Linked DNA regions of Homo sapiens: regions 2 and 3 are each linked to region 1. The links are chromatin contacts, found by Hi-C or POLR2A ChIA-PET in ENCODE. All regions are on one chromosome and are shown on one strand. The core of a region is the stretch at or near the end of the contact, and the rest is flanking DNA. Distances in the headings are between cores, read along the strand shown.

What was found. A loop is a pair of places that touch in the nucleus more often than their neighbours do. ChIA-PET counts read pairs that join two places held with the same protein, here RNA polymerase II (POLR2A). Pooled maps may share reads with other maps.
Region 2: a loop to region 1 is called in a map with no recorded cell type, with 8 times the contacts of the local background. The contact joins the promoter of MRPL47 here to the promoter of CCDC39 in region 1. A Hi-C loop is called at or near these places in 1 of 37 single-sample maps with no recorded cell type and 6 of 50 pooled maps. POLR2A ChIA-PET finds 5 or more read pairs at or near these places in 1 of 52 experiments (activated T-cell).
Region 3: a map of naive thymus-derived CD4-positive, alpha-beta T cell shows a loop between it and region 1 (6-fold over the local background). The contact joins the promoter of USP13 here to the promoter of CCDC39 in region 1. A Hi-C loop is called at or near these places in 1 of 168 maps with a recorded cell type or tissue (naive thymus-derived CD4-positive, alpha-beta T cell), 3 of 37 single-sample maps with no recorded cell type and 12 of 50 pooled maps.

What each region holds. Positions count from the first base shown.
Region 1 is chr3:180,677,283-180,681,306 of GRCh38, forward strand. CCDC39 (coiled-coil domain 39 molecular ruler complex subunit) reads right to left here and starts at 2,207. Exons shown (of 20, transcript NM_181426.2): 1 at 2,009-2,207. The coding sequence starts at 2,098. It overlaps CCDC39-AS1 (CCDC39 antisense RNA 1), which reads left to right and starts at 2,799. Exons shown (of 2, transcript NR_046725.1): 1 at 2,799-2,908. RefSeq lists enhancers at 2,479-2,578, 2,659-2,708.
Region 2 is chr3:179,602,249-179,606,272 of GRCh38, forward strand. MRPL47 (mitochondrial ribosomal protein L47) reads right to left here and starts at 2,390. Exons shown (of 7, transcript NM_020409.3): 1 at 2,279-2,390; 2 at 404-549. The coding sequence starts at 2,376. NDUFB5 (NADH:ubiquinone oxidoreductase subunit B5) reads left to right here and starts at 2,546. Exons shown (of 6, transcript NM_002492.4): 1 at 2,546-2,691. The coding sequence starts at 2,568. RefSeq lists enhancers at 1,680-2,546, 2,472-2,671, 2,547-3,413, 2,852-3,011, 3,042-3,131.
Region 3 is chr3:179,650,914-179,654,937 of GRCh38, forward strand. It overlaps USP13 (ubiquitin specific peptidase 13), which reads left to right and starts at 2,127. Exons shown (of 21, transcript NM_003940.3): 1 at 2,127-2,480. The coding sequence starts at 2,313. RefSeq lists silencers at 1,859-1,938, 1,949-2,288 and an enhancer at 1,957-2,600.

The sequences.
Region 1 (4,024 bases), core at 957-3,456:
CAAATCAAAATGAAAAGTTCAAGAAAGATAAACTGAATAAAAGTGACTGCGGTAAGGACCATTAAAGCAAATCAAGTATAAAACTAACACTAAACACTTGTGATAAATTAAGGGCATTGAATCAAATGCAAATAAAACTTGATAATATTAAAAATGATAAAACCATTATTTTTAATAGGGGAAAAGGAGGTGGGAAAATGTGTAAGAGTGCTAACTTATTCTTTAAAATCAGAGACATTCAGTAATCTATATTTGAAATATAGAGTTCTTAGAAACATTAACCATTTAATTTTTTCTTAACTTAGAGGAATTTTTTTAGCAATCAGCACCTCTTGTGATCAAGTAATATTTACCTGAAATTCAACAACTGCTTTTTCTTCTCTCAAATACTAAAATAAATATTTTGTGTTAAATACCGCATATATATAATTCCATTATAATACTCATTTTTCTCTTCTTTCTGTATATCTGTATACCAAGATGTCTGAAATGTGTGTTTAATGCCATGGTAATCATTTCTACAGTACAGTGGACACTTTGGAGAGGAAATACCTTATGTTTTTATCTCATACCCTTCTATTCTGTTTGAATATCTTAAATTTACAGGAGTTGCTTTTTAAATGTCAGAGTTTAAAAAGCAATTTAATTTAATGCAATTGTGGTGCTCATTTTTCTTCTTTATATGGCTCTATACTTTTTTAAAAGAGCTAATATACTTAATATGTACATAAAAATCCTGTGTGACACATATTATGGCAAGAATACTAAAACCTAAAATTTGGATGGAACCTTAACCCATATTATGTCCCTAGAGCCCGCGAAGTAATTAGTTTGTTCATCTCCATCTCCGCTTTACAAAAAAAGAAGCAGGATTAGGGTTGGTAAGTAGGATCTGAACCCAGGGCTGGATACTTAGTATTAATTCCTCGGTACTCAGTGCTAGATCCCTTACATTTCCTAATATTGCCCTCCTTTGGGGAAAAATTGCAGTCTTCTAAATTACACATGAGTAAATAGGTCAGAACGTGTTAAAAAGCATTTCCATTGTTTTCAAAAGGTAGAGTAACAGGATTTTCATTTTCCTTTTTTAGAGCTGAGAAAACTTTCTGTTCCGTTTTACAAAGTTGTGTAAGCATCATCTGTTATTCTTGGACCTTCTTCTACACAACATATCACCACCAAAGTTTTTCAAAATTTGCTGACCCGGTTGCAATTTTTTATTTTTTTATTTTTTCGTAGAGACGCGGTGGGAGGGGTTTGTGGGGGGTCTCGCTTTGTTGTTCAAGCTTGTTTTACTCCTGGCTTTTAGGGTTCCTCCGCCTCAGCCTCCCAAAGTGCTGGGATTACAGGTGTGAGCCACTGCGCCCGGCCTGCAATTTTTTTTTTTTTAACAACTGCTATGAATTGTAGTTAGTGTAAGTTCGTCCTTGCAACGTAAAATTTCTTATGTTAATCTGTGACAACTCAATCTTCTCTTTGAAAAACTGTAAACCGCACATTTCATTCTTACCGGGCTGTTCCTCTTGAAAACATCTCAAGTCACTTTCAGCTTTAAACATTACAGACAAAAACTCACAAAGAAATATGAACCTTCTGGAGTTTAATTTATAAACGTGCGCAAATAACCGTTGCTATGCAAACCTCAGAAATTCTTTTCCAAGTAGCTCTTTAATTTTTGAGCAAGGAAAAAGCGGGCGCCGGAACCAGCCTTTCCTCTCTCGCCAGGAGGAACGAAATAAGTAAGAGGAGTGGGCATGAGGAAGGGAGTAATAATTCGAGCTTTATAACCCTAAATGTCAATTATGGTTTTAATAGCATTTTTAAATGCTTAACAATTACTGAAATAGGCAGAGAGGGTAAGGGAGGAGGGCGATGGTGCGGGGGAGTGTTAGAGGAAGCACAGGATTAGGAAAGGAGAGAAATAAAAGGGCTGGGGTAGTACTGCCAACCAGAAAACGCCCCCAACAGGCTCTCTCTGCTTCCTCCCGCCTGCTTCAATTGATCTCACCTGATCTTCCAGTAGCTTGTTCTCCTCGTTCGCCACCGGGATGGCGAACCCATCCTCCCAGTGCAGCTCAGCCAGGAATTCGCTACTCATGACTGCAAACGGATAGAGAAGATACAGAGCAAAGATCCGCCTTCTTGTACAGCGGGTGAGCAGCACCCGCGTCAAGCCCAGGCACCTGCACAGTGCCGCGGCAATTGCCGGGGGAGCCCTAGCAACCTTCCCGCGTCCTTAGTTACCAAACAGGAAACGCTCCAGCCCGAAGGCGAAACTTCCGGTTGAGAACTCCCTGCCTGCAGGCCGAAGAATCTTTTTCTTACCTTGAGCACTGAGGGATGAGCAGCAACTTGCCCCTCCCGACGTTCCCGGGGGTTGCCAGGCGGCAGCGTAACTTTCCACGAAAAGGCGGCTCTCGGATCGCTCCCGGAGCGTGTGAAAACTGTGGCCCCCGGAGCTGGCTGGAGGACCACGGGGCAGCTGGCTGGAAGTAAACCACACGATCCTCCGATTGCCTGGGGGAAGACGGGAGCCAACAGGGATTATAAACTAAGTTTCTTTTCAAGGTGTGTTTGCTGTGTTGTGTAGATTTCAGCTACTACAGTAGGTGAAAGTAGACCGAAGTGAACTGGTGTTTGGAAACAACTCTCTCTCTGGCATCACTGGGATGTTCTGATCGTCGCCTGTTTCAGTCGGCCAGCCTTCCTCACCGCACTCACCGGCCCCATCGCGGATGTCCCAGTCGATCACAGACGCGGACCGCGCGGAGGCCGCACACTTGTGGCGCGGTGTGGTGGTCCCTCCGGCACCACTCCCATACTTGCATTTTTCTTTGCATTTTTGTTTGCTAACATTTAAAGTGTGGAATTTCGCATAAACGTCTGTATTTCCTCTGCTTGAAAAAGGGTAGGTGACACAATCCCCATTATCAAAAGGCAATGTTCCGCTGGAGAGGCGCCCCCTTTAGACCAACAAAGCACTTTACCAGTTCACTAATTTGAATTACCTGCTTGGCACGGGTAGGCATTTGAGTTATAGTCTCTCTTGTATAGTATCTCAGAACTGGAAAGGACAAAACAATCAACTAATCTAATCCTTTCATTTTCTCGGTAAGTTAAACCGAGGCTCCTTGAGGCAAAGTGATTAAAGAAGGGATGCTGTGCATGAATTAATTTTACGTATCCAATAATCATCTGTAATTTTTTTTGCTCTTTCGAATTTTATTTTACCTAGACATTGTTAAACTTTTATTATAAATATTTTAAATGTATATGGGAATAGAAAGCAGAGTATAAATAACTGCTATATATGCATCACCTTGATTTAGCATTCATATTTTGCCATGTTAGCATCATCTGTATCTTTTGCTCAAGTGAAAAAATAATCATAGACATCATGACATTACAGCCCTAAATACATGAGCATGTATTGGTAGAAGAGTGGTTAATGTTATCTAACATAAGCACAATATCATTATCACACCTATAAAAATCAACTATTCTTCAATATCATCTAATAACCATTTCAGATTCATATTTCGACTGTCCTAAAAATGTCTTTTTACAGTCGATTTGTTTGTCACTATAGTTCTGAAATCCTCCTGTAGGAGCTTTGTCTCTTTGTGCCTACATTGTTTTCCATAAACTTAATCTTGTGGACTTAGTGCCTTTAAAGACTAGAATTAGCAAAGCATTTTATTCCCCCTTTCTACAATGATTAAAGGCTGGGGAGAAAGGCTCAACTTGTAGAAGAAATTTGACCTGCATGTAATAGTGGAATTTTAGATATAATGACATTTAATCCTTTATAAATGATCATTACTTATTTTATAATAGTTTAGTCATTCCAACTAATGAAAATGTTAGTATTCAGCTTATGTTAAGATGGTACATAGTTATTTATACTTGGGATATGTTGTGGCAATGCTGCTTTCTAAAATTATTGGTGTTGGGTCAAAGGTGGGGAGGAAAATGGCAGAACAAGACTTCCAGCAATCAGCCCTCACAGAAACATCAATTGGAA
Region 2 (4,024 bases), core at 1,140-3,639, 1.1 Mb before region 1:
CAGGAGAATCACTGGAATCCGAGAGGCAGAGGCTGCGGTGAGCTGAGATTGTGCCACTGCACCCCAGTCTGGGCAACAAGAGCAAAACTCCATCTCTAAATAAATAAACAAACTTTAAATTATCATTAAAAAATAAAATCTAAAATAAGCCCTAAACCTTACTTTAGTTAATAATTTCAGCCTATTCCTTATCTAACCATCTTGCCAATCTGCCAAGGAACAATTAACTCTACTATTATATTGTCCCTTTAATTTTCTCTAGTAGACAGTCTCAAAGAAAACTGAAAAAGGAAACATCTAAATAATTCCTAAACTGGATATATAATCCTAGAACGATGGTTGGGCGGGGCGGGGGGGGGGGTTCCATAAATATATCTAATGTTGACAAATCCAAGTATCTCACCAGATTTTACTTTTTCTTGCCCCCAGTTTTTTGGGTCATCAAAAAATTCTTCTAGTCCTTTCCTTGACAATGTGGTATGAAGTAATCTATATTGGTGAAAGGATGTCACATTTGGTGTACTCTTAGGCAACAAACTAAGAAAAAACCTGCAATTGAACACACATAAACAAGTAAAAGTTTTATAATATCTGGATTTTATAAGCAATAAACATTATCATAATAAACATAATCATTTTGTCATCGATAACATTTTAAAAAGCTACTCAGGGTTTCTGCACAAGAATTAATTTTTTTTTCTTATTTAGAGACTGGGTCTCACTATGTTGTCCAGGCTGGTCTCGAACTCCTGGGCTCAAGTGATCCTCCCACCTTGGCCTCCCAAAGTGCTGGAATTACAGGGATGAGCCACCATGCTTGGCCACAATAAATTTTGAAAATGCTTTAGAAAGTATTGTTAATACTGCATTATAGAAGCTGCTACCTTATAATTTCAGAGGTAACATAGTTACACAATTATATTTTAAGGTAACATTTTTGGGTCCTTCTTACATTGCTAATGGGTGCAAGCGCAGGTAAAAAGAGCAGTCAATTTTGCAACATGTGGGCTGGGCACGGTGGCTCACACCTGTTATCCCAGAAATTTGGAAGGCCGAGGTGGGAGGATCACTTTGAGCCCAGGAGCTCAAGACCAGCCTGGGCAAGATGGCAAAACCTCATCTTTAACAAAAATACAAAAATTAGCCAGGCATAGTAGCACGTGCCTTATAGTCCCAACTACTCGGGAGGCTGAGGTGGGAGGACGCTTTGAGCCTGGGAGGCAGAGGTTTCAGTGAGCTGAGATCACACCATTGCACTCCAGCCTGGGCGACAGAGTCAGTCCCTGTCTCAAAAAACAAAAACAAAAAAACCTCACAATTTTGCAACATGTATCAGGAGCCTCAAATACTTCCTCCTTTAATTCAGTAATTCTGCATCTAGAAGTTTCAACTGAAAAAATTATTATAGATGGGAATTTATAAATTAAGATGTTTATTAAAGCACTATATAGGATGTCAAGTTTTTAATTATGTAAATACGCAGCTAAGAATGGTTTAAAAATTACTGTGCATCTGGATGATAAATTATTATGCAGTAATTCAAAAATCCTGTTTTTAAAAAATAGTTAACGACCTGAGATGATTTGAAACTAAATAATGAAGTTTATCACAAGTGTTGTATCCCTACCAAAAATATTTAGCCTAAATCTTATAATGAGGAAACAATCAGACAAATCCAAATGAATAAGATTCTTAAAAAGCTAATCTCATCAAAATGTCAACAACATTAAGAAAAAAAAAAAAAAGAAATTGTTCCGGATAGAGACTAAAGAGTCATGGCAACCAATGTAATAAATGGATACTTCACTGGATCCAGGACCAAGAAAAATAAATAAATAAAAGAAGTTACTAAGTTACCAGTTACTTTCATTGTAACACATCCTGTAAATACAAATATCTCTTCTTTTTTAATCCATCCAAACTTGACACAGACTTGAGTATCACAACAAAAACATCTTCGGTAAAGTTTTTCGCACCTCACCCAGCCCAAGAGGATGCTTCTGTACTTATAGATGTATTTACTTCAACAAATGCTGGACATCTACAAACCCCATATACTGTCTTGTCCACAGCAGGCAGCAACAAAATGAGGAAGGAATAGAAATGTCGGAGGTGAGCGACTTCTCCAAGGTCACTCACTCCTCACCAAAGTGGGCTCCGGCTCTGCCATCCAGGCGGCCGTTCCATTCTTGAGTTGTTCTCGGCATCTCGGCATCTCGGCAACCAAACAAGATCCAAAGTTGGAGAGGTGGGCAAACCTACTTTATACATCACTTACCCTGTGCAGGCAGGGACCTGAGGAGTTATTAACGATCGGGAAGATTTCAGGGCGGATGAAACTCTCCTACAAAGAAGGGCCAAACCGGCCGCAGCCATGTTTTCGCATAACTGGCAAAACGCGTTTCCGCCAACGATAGCGTCACTTCCGGCGTCTCAAGCCGGCGGTGAGGAGAATAGAAAACTTGCCCTCACTTAAGATGGCCACATCCTGCCTTTGTCCTCATTGGTAAATTGGCTCTCTCAGCTTCCGTGACCCGCCTCCCTTCTTCCTCCTGCCCGTAGTAGCCATGGCGGCCATGAGTTTGTTGCGGCGGGTTTCGGTTACTGCGGTGGCAGCTCTGTCTGGCCGGCCCCTTGGCACTCGCCTCGGATTTGGGGGCTTCCTCACTCGTGGCTTTCCGAAGGCTGCTGGTGGGTGCTGGCCTAGGGAGAACGGGCGTGAAGCGGGTGCGGGGCGAGAAAAGGGAGGACGCTTCCAGGGTGACCTTGGTGGGATCCGGAGGGAGCCGGGACAAGTTGTGGGCTTGGGGCTTGACAGGAGAGACGGAGCACGAGCTATATGAGGGGTTTTCCTGAAGTAGCCAGATAGATCGTGTTTACATTATTAGCATTTCTAAAACGTTGTTATTCACCATCCCAATTAATGCTAATTTGCGGATGAAGCTGAGTCTAGAAAGGTATAGAGCTGAGATCTGTATCTCTAGGGCACAAGCTTATTGTTGCGTTCCACCTGCCCAAAGGCTAGGTTCTAGTCCCACAGATGCAAAGTCATCTTGCCGAGAAGCCCACCTATGCTAAGGAATATGAAGACAGGTAATATGTAGACAGGTAAAGAGGCTCAGGGCCAACTTATTCTTTAGGCACAGTAAGTACCGTGCCGCCCAATAATGAGATGCAGATGAACTGGGGAGGAAGAGAGGTTTTTGTTTTGTTTTGTTTTGTTTGTTTGTTTTTTGAGACAGAGTCTCACTCTGTTGCCCAGGCTGGAGTGCAGTGGCGCGATCTTGGCTCACTGCAACCTCCGCCTCCTGGGTTCAAGCGATTCTCCTGCCTGAACCCATGATAGTTTTAGGGGTCTACGAAAGTCTTTTAATTTAAATTTCTTTTTTAAAAAAACCATAATGTTTATGAATATGATAACGAATCCAGCCTGTATTATGTTCGTTTTATACCAATGCAGTCATAAAATATTATTTTTAATAACTTAGACGAAGGGGCCCTTGAAGGCAAAAGTGCCTAGGTCTCAGGAAAGTCATAATACAGTCTTTTTTTTTTTTTCTTTTGAGACAGTCTCACTCTGTCACCCAGGCTGGAGTGCAGTGGCACCATCTTGGCTCACTGCAATCTCCACCCCCCGGGTTCAAGCGATTCTCCCGCCTCAGCCTCCCCAGTAGCTGAGGCTACAGGTGCACACCACCACGCCTGGCTAATTTTTGTATATTTAGTAGAGATGGGGTTTCACCATGTTGGCCAGGCTGGTCTCGAACTCCTCACCTCAAATGATCCGCCCACCTCAGCCTCCCAAAGTGCTGGGATTATAGGCGTAAGCCACTGCACCTGACCAATACAGTCTTAATAGGGCTATTTGGACCTCCTTGGAGACAGTGAGTTGCATCATGGCGGTGTGAATAATCATAGCAAAGATCAAATGCTTGATATTCAGTGTACTTTATTATCTCAGAGACTCTGCAAAGAAATTACAATGTTATTTTCATTTTACAGATGAGGAAACTGACTCAATTAT
Region 3 (4,024 bases), core at 877-3,376, 1.0 Mb before region 1:
CCCCATGATTCAATTACCACCTACTGGGTCTCTCCCACAACACGTGGGAATTCAAGATGAGATTTGGGTGGGGACACAGCCCTACCATACCAGGTAGTAAGTTCTCCCTTAACCTCAGGCTTTCAGTTCTTCTCCACAGAGCCTGACTAGTTTCTTGTGTATTGCTCTAGAGACATCCTAAAGCCAAACAAGTGGGCATGCATACACATATGTATATTTTAAGGGGCTACATTAAAAATATTTACTACAAGTACAACCAACTGGAATGAAGGCCCATGGTATATAGGATGTGCCAAAATGCCTACTGCATATTATCAGCCTTGCATGTATTCCTTGCTTTTATACACTAGTTTGCTTAAATTGCTTTTATCATCTAGTAATAATTTGGAGATTGTTCCACATCAGCACACGTAGAGCAACTTCATTCTTTTCAATGGTACTGTATTTTAACCACTTTCTACAGAAGGATCTTTAGGTTTTCCCCAGACGTTTGTTACTCGAAACAGTGCTCTAACAAATATCTTTACACAGCCTTAATTTATCTGTTGCATAAATGTCTAGACAAGGAAATGCTGGGGAAAACAGTATGCACATATAAAGTTATGACTGGTATTATTACATTTCCTTCCAAAGAGGTTTATCGTTTTTATCCCCACCAACAATGTAATGAGGGTCTACTTCCCAAACCCATGCTAACTCAATATATCTTTACCAGCCCAAAGGATGAAAAACAGTGTCTCACTGATTTAATTTGTATTTAATCTAAGATTAAATTTTAAGTTTTGTAAAACCAAGTTTATCTCTGTAATTGGAGAAAACATCATCCATTAACGTGAAAGGTAATAAGCTGATGAGACTAAATTCAAAGCAAAAGCTCGCTGAGAGGATCTGCCCAATGAGGAAGATGACAGTAGTGTCTGATTTTTTGCTCAGTGCCACCTCCTCCTTTTCCAACAGATAGCATTTGGGAGTGCTGAGTTATAAGAAAGTGTGGTGCGCTCGAGGCTTGCTTGAGGGTATGGAAATCTTGAGATAGGTCTGGAGAACCAGGGAGAGTTAAAAGAGAAAAAAAGTAAGAAAAAAAAAAGAACTTAAGGACTATCTGATCTGAGAGAGGCTTACAAAAATTAGCGTTTTGGTTCACTATTTCTCGCTATTTCTGCATTTCATTAACTGGCAGGGATCACTGGATACTCTGTCATGAATACATATGTTGGGTGTAGTTAGAGAACCTCAATGTCATTGAACCCGTCTTGTGGGTTTTTTGGAGAGAATGAGAGTATGCTGGGAGACATGCTCTGCTTGCAAATGATCAACCCCCGAGGCCAACCCCATTCATCATTTATTTTGAGGAACTGATGATCAAGACAGGAATATGTATGCCTGCCTACAAAATCCTCAAATCAGGCCACTGAATGTTCGACATGAGAACTTTGAATCACATAGAAGATACTCCAAAGGCAGAGAAAAATAGAAAGCCTTCCGACGCCCTGAAAAAATCTTGACCATCCCTGACTTCCCCCAATATGTAAGAAAACCTGTATTATTATTACACACACACTCCCACACACACCCCGCCCTCCCCCACACACACACCCTCTATCCTCACTCGATCTTATTCTATTCGCTCTATTTTTGAGCCTTGGATGTTAAAGTAAGGAACGAAGCTTAGTGGGGAAGCACTGAAGTGCATGGCGCAAATTTAGATTTAAGCCTCACGTTAGATTTCAGATTTGCACATCGAGTCCCGCCCCTATCCAATCCGGGGACGTCACCGCCCTAGTCTTCGGCTGTTTTAAAAGCAAGCGGTTTTTAAAACCCCCAATCCTGCTCTTTGTGTTGGCCTCCTCGGAGTTGCCCCTCTGCAAGCCAACAATTCGGGATAGAAAACACCTCCGTGGTGTTTTCCCGGGGCCCTCCCGCGCCGCGTTCGGCCGCCAGCCCGCTCGAGCTCCCGCGCCAACGCCTCAGGGGTTCGCCCTCCGCCCCCCGCCGCCGCGCCCGGCCCACGCGCAGGGCCCCTCTCCAGCGCCCCCTCCCCGGCACGCTGCGGCTGGCGCTCCCCAGCCCCGCCTGACGCTGCAGCTGGGCCGGAGACTCGCCATTGGATTAAAAATAGCGTCGCCAGTCCGCCCCAAGCCCGCGGTGCCCGCTCCCGCCCCGCAGCCCGCTCTCCCCGCCCGCCCCGGCTCGGCCGGCTGCCGTTGCCCGCGCAGCCCGCCCGTCAGCCCGCTCGCTGGCGCCGCCGCCGCCGGCAGACCCCGCGCTCCGGCTCCGGCTCGGCTCGCTCGGCTCCGGTGCGCGCCGAGGCCATGCAGCGCCGGGGCGCCCTGTTCGGCATGCCGGGCGGCAGCGGAGGCAGGAAGATGGCTGCAGGAGACATCGGCGAGCTGCTAGTGCCCCACATGCCCACGATCCGCGTGCCCAGGTCCGGCGACAGGGTCTACAAGAACGAGTGCGCCTTCTCCTACGACTCTCCCGTAAGTGAGGCGCCTCGGGGGAGGGTCGCGGGGCCGGCGGCCTGCGGCACGTGAAGCCGGGGGAGAAGATGCGCAGTGGCGGCCGGGACCTCTTCTCTTCCTCCGGGCGGCAGAGTTGGCTCAGGAACACTGCAGTTCGGCAGACACTTAGTGAGCGCCCCAGGGCTGCTGCAGCCGAGGACTGGCTCGTGCTGGTGGTTTTGCTCCGCCAGCCTCCCCAGGCTGGAAGGGCCCGATTCCCAGCAGCTTGCACACAGCCCCGCCGCCGTTTAAAGATAGATGAAATACAAGAGTTCCCTGTTCCGAACTGCACGTTGCAGATCGTTTGCGTCCTCCGCGGGGCAGAGCGCAGGGCGGGTAGGTGGACGGGATGATCCCCCCACACCCCGGGACACACACAGCCCTTCTTTTTCTGGGACCACTTGCTTTGCTCAGGGATCCCCACTTCTGGACAATTCTGATTTGCTCTCTGAGCTTTTCTTCCACCAGTTCCCATTTCACCCCACTCCTTTTCTTGTCTTTAGAATGTCAGGGCCAGGCGCGGTGGCTCACGTCTGAAATCCTAGCACTTTTTAAGAGGCGGAGGCGGGCGGATCGTTTGAGGTCAGGAGTTCGAGACCAGCCTGGCTAATATGGCGAAACCCCATCTCTACTAAAAAAGAACCCCAAAATTAGCCGGGCGCGGTGGCGGGAGCCTGTAGTCCCAGCTACTCGGGAGGCTGAGGCTTGAGAATCGCTTGAACCGGGAAGGAGGAGGCTGTAGTGGGCCGAGATCGCGCCACTGCCCTCCAGCCTGGGCGACAGAGCGAGACTCCGTCTCAAAAAAAAAAAAAAAAAAATGTCAGACGAAACCTTCCGGTGCCTCCACTCGGGCAGCAGAAATAGGGGATCTACTGGATTGCGATGGTTTTCTTAAGCCTTCCCCACCTTGCCCTTCTAAATGAGTCACTTGGACTGACATGCGCAAGTATAAATTATTAAAAGTTCAATCCCGAGTCGTGACCTCGGAGAATGAGGAGGAAGCTGAGAGGGATCGCCGCCTTCCACCCGGGGCGGTTGGTGGTGGTTTTCACCTGGTTCTATGTGAATGTGTGAGAAGCAGCAGGAGGGTGAATGTCCCTTTCAAAAGTCAAAATGGGCTTCAAAGTGACTCAGCTGTCTGGCGTTTATCATGTCTTTTTGAGGACCAGGTTATTTTTATCCACCCACTTTAGATCTCATATGTCACCCGGCAGATCTCAATGCATTGGGAGGCGCATGGATTGGATGGACCGAGGCAGGTCTCGCAATGGTCTAATGTATTTTATTCATAGCATGTGGACTATTGTCAGAGGGGAAAAGAAAAGTCCAAATGAGCGGCAACATTTCCAAAGTTTCCTTTATTATCTGTGGGTTGATTTTGGCTGGCTTCAAAGCACTTTTGCTCGACACACACTGGAGTATCAGAGTTAGTATCCTCTCTGTGACATTTAGTTTTTTTATTTATGGTAACTCCATATCATTTGAGGGATGAAACCTAACTTAATTTTTGATTGTTTACTTTT